2 separate regions of the Homo sapiens genome follow, and region 1 is linked to region 2. Evidence: chromatin contacts called from ENCODE Hi-C or POLR2A ChIA-PET data. All regions are on one chromosome and are shown on one strand. The core of a region is the stretch at or near the end of the contact, and the rest is flanking DNA. Distances in the headings are between cores, read along the strand shown.

What was found. A loop is a pair of places that touch in the nucleus more often than their neighbours do. ChIA-PET counts read pairs that join two places held with the same protein, here RNA polymerase II (POLR2A). Pooled maps may share reads with other maps.
Region 1: a map of ascending aorta shows a loop between it and region 2 (10-fold over the local background). The contact joins two enhancer-like sites. A Hi-C loop is called at or near these places in 10 of 168 maps with a recorded cell type or tissue (MCF 10A, PC-3, aorta and 5 more), 2 of 37 single-sample maps with no recorded cell type and 13 of 50 pooled maps. POLR2A ChIA-PET finds 5 or more read pairs at or near these places in 4 of 52 experiments (AG04450, MCF 10A, OCI-LY7 and 1 more).

What each region holds. Positions count from the first base shown.
Region 1 is chr14:64,081,555-64,084,254 of GRCh38, forward strand. SYNE2 (spectrin repeat containing nuclear envelope protein 2) reads left to right here. Exons shown (of 116, transcript NM_182914.3): 57 at 1-26. Among named protein-coding and RNA genes, the nearest start is that of MIR548H1, 12 kb to the right of the region's middle. Within about 2 kb of position 1,342, at least 6 of the 41 ENCODE cell types and tissues checked have a DNase peak (open chromatin) inside an H3K27ac peak, as active enhancers do; they include ascending aorta and gastrocnemius medialis, where a contact is called at or near this core.
Region 2 is chr14:64,116,896-64,119,595 of GRCh38, forward strand. SYNE2 (spectrin repeat containing nuclear envelope protein 2) reads left to right here. Exons shown (of 116, transcript NM_182914.3): 67 at 2,532-2,700. Among named protein-coding and RNA genes, the nearest start is that of MIR548H1, 23 kb to the left of the region's middle. Within about 2 kb of position 1,321, at least 13 of the 41 ENCODE cell types and tissues checked have a DNase peak (open chromatin) inside an H3K27ac peak, as active enhancers do; they include ascending aorta and gastrocnemius medialis, where a contact is called at or near this core.

The sequences.
Region 1 (2,700 bases), core at 92-2,591, 35 kb before region 2:
TGAGTCACCATGCTAGCACTGTGCAGGTAAGTGTTCTTCCAGGTTTTCTGCCACTCATAGCATCTACATAAAGATTCGTGGCTTAGCTGATTGTCTTGGTGCTTTTTTCCTCCTTTCCTGAAATACAACCTTACCGCTAACCATGTCAGTGGCAGAAGGAAGCTTGAGAGAGTGGCAAGCAGTAGACATGGATTTTGGAGACCAGGATTCAGCTCTTACTGTCCTGATAACTACTTTATGACTTTTTGGATAATTTAGTATATCTTCTATGGACCTCAGTTTCTCCCCATGAAATAAGAATGTGGGCGGATCACAAGGTTAGGAGATCGAGACCATCCTGGCTAACACGGTGAAACCCTGTCTCTACTAAAAATACAAAAAATTAGCTGGGCACGGTGGCGGGCGCCTGTAGTCCCAGCTACTCGGGAGGCTGAGGCAGGAGAATGGCGTGAACCCAGGAGGCGGAGCTTGCAGTGAGCCGAGATCGCACCACTGCACTCCAGCCTGGGCGACAAAGCAAGACTCCGTCTCAAAAAAAAAAAAGAATGTGCATAGGATAGTGCTGATGGTTTTGGTTGTTAGAATTCTAAGATGCCCCCCAATATTCCCATCCTCTGGTGTATATGACCTGAAAGAATAATACTTGAATGTGGGCAGGAATATGAATATGATGGGATAGTCCCTTCATTGACTAGGTTACGTTATATGATTAAGGTAATGGGGTAGTCACTCCCATAAGTACTTGATTAACATGATTATAAGGCTCTCTAATATGGGATTTTGGGATTTGGAATGCTCCACCGGTAAGTATAATACTTACATTCCAAAATTTGAAAAAGTCCAAAATCTGAAATGCTTCTGGTCTCAAGCATTTCAGATAAGGGCTACTCAGCCTGCAGCAGAGTGCAGAGAGATTCTTCTTGAGAAAGCGGCTATATTGTCAGAGGGCCATGGAGCTAGGGCCCAAAGGCTTTTTCTAGAAGCTGAGAGTCAATGAGAGCCAGCAAGGAAACAGGGAACCCAGTCCTACAGCTGAATTTTGCCAACAACCTGAATGATCTTCAAAGAGAACCCCAAGCTCCAGATGGCACCGGACTGCATCCTTGTGGCTCCCTGTAAGGAGGACTCACCTCAGCTATGCCTGGACTCCTTACCCTTGGACACTGTGAGATAACTTTGTTTTGTTTTAAGCCATTAAGTTTGTGGTAATTAGTTACACAGCAATAGAAAACGAACCCATGGTTCCTTCCACTTCTAACACACCATGATTCCAAATTTCCTGTCCTTGCTGGTACTCCACACATGCCCCACGTGTCCATGCTGGCTTACAAAGTCAAAACAAATGAAAGTGTTTTCCCACTTGAGGCCTCGGCTGCAAAACATCTTCCGGATGCTGAGTACTAGGGAAGTTGCATTGCGCAGGTGTGTTTCCCTTCTCTTATTCTGCCATGAGAAGGAATCCCTTAGAGAAAAGCTTATTTGGTAACAGTGTTTACAGAATCAGACTTCCAAGGTGATTCAGCTCCTTTTTTTATCTTTGGAATGGCACAGTGTGTTCCTAAGTGAGCTGCTGACCTCAGACCTCCCTGACGTTTGAGAATCGTTGGCATATTTTTTTCTTACGGTAACAGTTGTAAAGATGCTGCATTTCTACCCATTTTTTTTTCTTTTCTTCCCCTTGCTTGTGATTTTTTTTGCCTTCCCCCACTTGGATTAACTTTCCACATCCCCAAAGTTTGTCATTTTTAAACTCTTTATCACCTCCCTGATTCACTATTTTTGAGGACTTTACCAAGACAAGAGAGAGGAATGATGCTTTTTTTTTTTCCTTCAAATGCTTATTATGAGTTAAAAAAAAAAACTGTACAAAAGTGAGCTCAGGCAAAAGCAGCTGGGATTTTGCTACCTTCTACTGATACACATGTAAAAATGTAAAAGCATCTCTCAAACTTCAGGACATTCTAAATTGCTAGACTTTCTTTCTGAGCTAGAACTGAGGAAAGGAAGTAGGGACAAGGAAGGCTCGGGTTTATTTCTATGTGTCCCGATGTGTCCTAATCTCCTCCTGGGAAGTAAGTCCCAAATAACTAGTCCTATGTGAAATCCTCATTTGTGCAATAATCTTACTTTTAGGATGCCCTTTTCCATTTTCTAGCATATTCAGGTATTAGTTTTTATATTGACTTTTAAAGAAGTGTCAGAACTCTCAACTAAGCTTTAAATGTTTGTTTTAATTGCACTATACCCTTCTACCTGGATTGCATTTGTTAAAACAGGTCTTTGTAACCTAAAGATAATTCCACAAATACTACTGTTGTAAGAATAACTGAAACATACATTCATAAAATGACATTATAAAAATAGAAAACTAATTTTTTTTTTTTTTTGAGACGGAGTTTCACTCTTTTTGCCCAGCCTGGAGTGCAATGGTGCGATCTTGGCTCACCGCAACCTCCACCTCCCAGGTTCAAGTGATTCTTCTGCCTCAGCTTCCCCAGTAGCTGAGATTACAGGCGTGTGCCACCACGCTGACCTTATTTTGTATTTTTAGTAGAGACAGGATTTCACCATGTTGGCCAGGCTGGTCTTGAACTCCTGACCTCAGCTGATCTGCCCACCTCGACCTCCCAAAGTGCTGGGAGTACAGGCGTGAGCCACCACACCCGGCCTGTTTTTTAAATCAAATTTATTGAGGTATAA
Region 2 (2,700 bases), core at 71-2,570:
CAGATGAAAAAGTATGTAATAGTTAAGTGGGAAAAACAGAGCATAAAATTATGCTACATTTTGTTTATAGCCACTGTACAGTCTATGGGTACATATTGTTTAAACTTAGAAGAATCTATAGAGGACATAAGTAGAGTAGTCCCACCTTTGTCTGTGGGGGTTGTGTTACAAGACCCCCAATGGATGCCTGAAACCGTGGATAGTACCAAACTCTGTGTGTATTATGTTTTTTCGATCTGACAACTGAGATGGCTACAGAGTGAGTATCCCTTATCCCCAAATGCTTGGAACTAGAAGTATTTTGCATTTGGTTTTTTGGGAGGGATTTTGGAATATTTGCAAATACATAATGAGATATCTTAGAGAGAGGACCCAAGTCTAAACACTAAATTAATTAATTAATTTCTTTATTTATATTAGAGTTAACAGGGTCTTGCTCTGTTACCCAGGCTGGAGTGCAGTAGCATGATCATGGCTCACTGCAGCCTTGACCTGACGGGCTCAGGCAATCCTCCTGCCCCAGTCTCCGGAATAGCTGGGACTACAGGCGTACACCACCATGCCTGGCTAATTTTATTTTTTGTAGACTCAGGGTCTCACTGTGTTGCCCAGGCTGGTCTCAAACTCCTGGCCTCAAGTGAGCCTCCTGCCTCAGCCTCCCGAAGTGCTGGGATTACAGGTATGAGCCACCATGCTAGGCCTCAATTTATGTTTTATCTATACCTCATATACATATCCTGAAGGTTATTTTATATAATAACTTTAATAATTTTATACATGAAACAGAGTTCAACTGTGACCCATCACATGAGGTTGGGTGTGGAATTTTCCACTTCTGGCATGGTGCATAAAAAGTTTCAGGTTTTGGAGCATTTTGGGATTTTGGATTTTCAGATTAGGTATACTCAACCTCTACTAAGTAACTAATGAGCCGAGTGCTGGAGTATGAATATGCTGGACAAAGGGATGATTCACATCCTGGGCGGGATGGAGCAGGATGGTGTGCAATTTTATCACGCTACTCAGGTGGTGCAAAATTTAAAATGTATGAATTATTTATTTCTGGAATTTTCCATTTAATATTTTTGAGCCCTGATTGACTGCAGGTAACTGAAACCACAGAAAGTAAAAGCATAGATAAAGGGGCCTGTTACAGCTTGCTTGGATGAAGGAGTTATAGGATAAATTATTTGCAATTTTGTTTTAAGAATAGAGTTCGTCCTTAAGGAAAATTTTTAATTCCTTAAATTCGCTCAATGAATGGAACTTGTTCTTAGTCACGCACCGAGTTTTAGTACAAATGATCATGGTGCTGGAATGTGAGTTTGTCTGTTGCTGCTGACGTGAGTGCCCAGCCAGCTGGCATGACCGAGCAGGCTGCTGAGCCCCAGGAGAGGGCAAACTTGATCTGTTGAGCAGGAATACAATGACCGAGACTTACTGGGAAACTTACTTCATCCAGCTGATATATTTTTAGATTTGTGTGAATTGGCCGGTTGTATCAATAACTAAATATTTCAGGTTCCAAATTATTTCTTCTATGGTGTTGTGAGAGTTTGGAGGCTTATTTGTCTTGAGAAAGAGAAGGAAAAGAGCAAGGGAAATAATTTTCAAACAGTTACGTGGAATTCTTTTTTAAATTCCTACTCCACACTTGGATTGCAACATAAAAGATTAGGAAGGTAGGCGAGGCATGGTGGTTCATGCCTGTAATCCCAGCACTTTGGGAGGCCTAGGTGGGCAGATCACGAGGTCAGGAGTTTGAGACCAGCCTGGCCAAAATGGCGAAACGCCATCTCTACTAAAAATACAAAAATTAGCTGGGCGTGGTGGCGCACTCTTGTAATCCCAGCTACTCGGGAGGCTGAGGCAGGAGAATTACTTGAACCTGGGAGGTGGAGGTTGCAGTGAGCCGAGATCACACCACTGCACTCTATCCTGGGCAACAGAGTGAGACTCCGTCTCAGAAAAAAAAAAAAAAAAAGATTAGGAAGGTAGGGGGAAAATAAGAATATCTGCACTTTTTAAGCACAGATGTATCAAGCACTGGCCAAAGTACATGGATTTAATTCATTCACTCCTGATAATGACCTTAGGAGGTGAGTTCGGTTATTATCTTCATTTTACAGACTACTAGAGGCACACTCCTCTAAAGTAAGGTGCCTGTGTTTACACATCTACTAAGTGGTAGGACTGGGATCTGAAACCAGATAGTCTAGTTCCAAGATCTGTGTTCTTAACCACTATCCTCTGCTGGATACATTCTGCTATGTTTTGTAAGGCGACTATAGAGTCATTTACTTAAATTATTTTACAGAGTGACATGTGTAATTGGGATTGGTTTGGTTGCATCCCTACTGAAAAGTACAAGAATTCTGTGGAAGTTTTTGTTTTTCCAGGGTTTCTTCCATCCTGTGTTTCTGGGACTTCTTGTATACACTTAAGTAAAAAGAGTAAGTCTTAACTTGTTTGCAGGCACAATACTTCTTCAAGAACAACATTATGAATAATTAAATGCTTTTATTTCCTAGGCTATGCTAACAGAGATTGAGCACAAGGTTGCCTTTCTGTTAGAGACTTGCAAAGATCAGGGCCTGGGAGATAATGGAGCCACTCAACATGAGGCTGAAGCGCTTTCCCTGAAACTGAAAACAGTGAAGTGCAATTTAGAAAAAGTCCAGATGATGCTTCAGGAGAAGC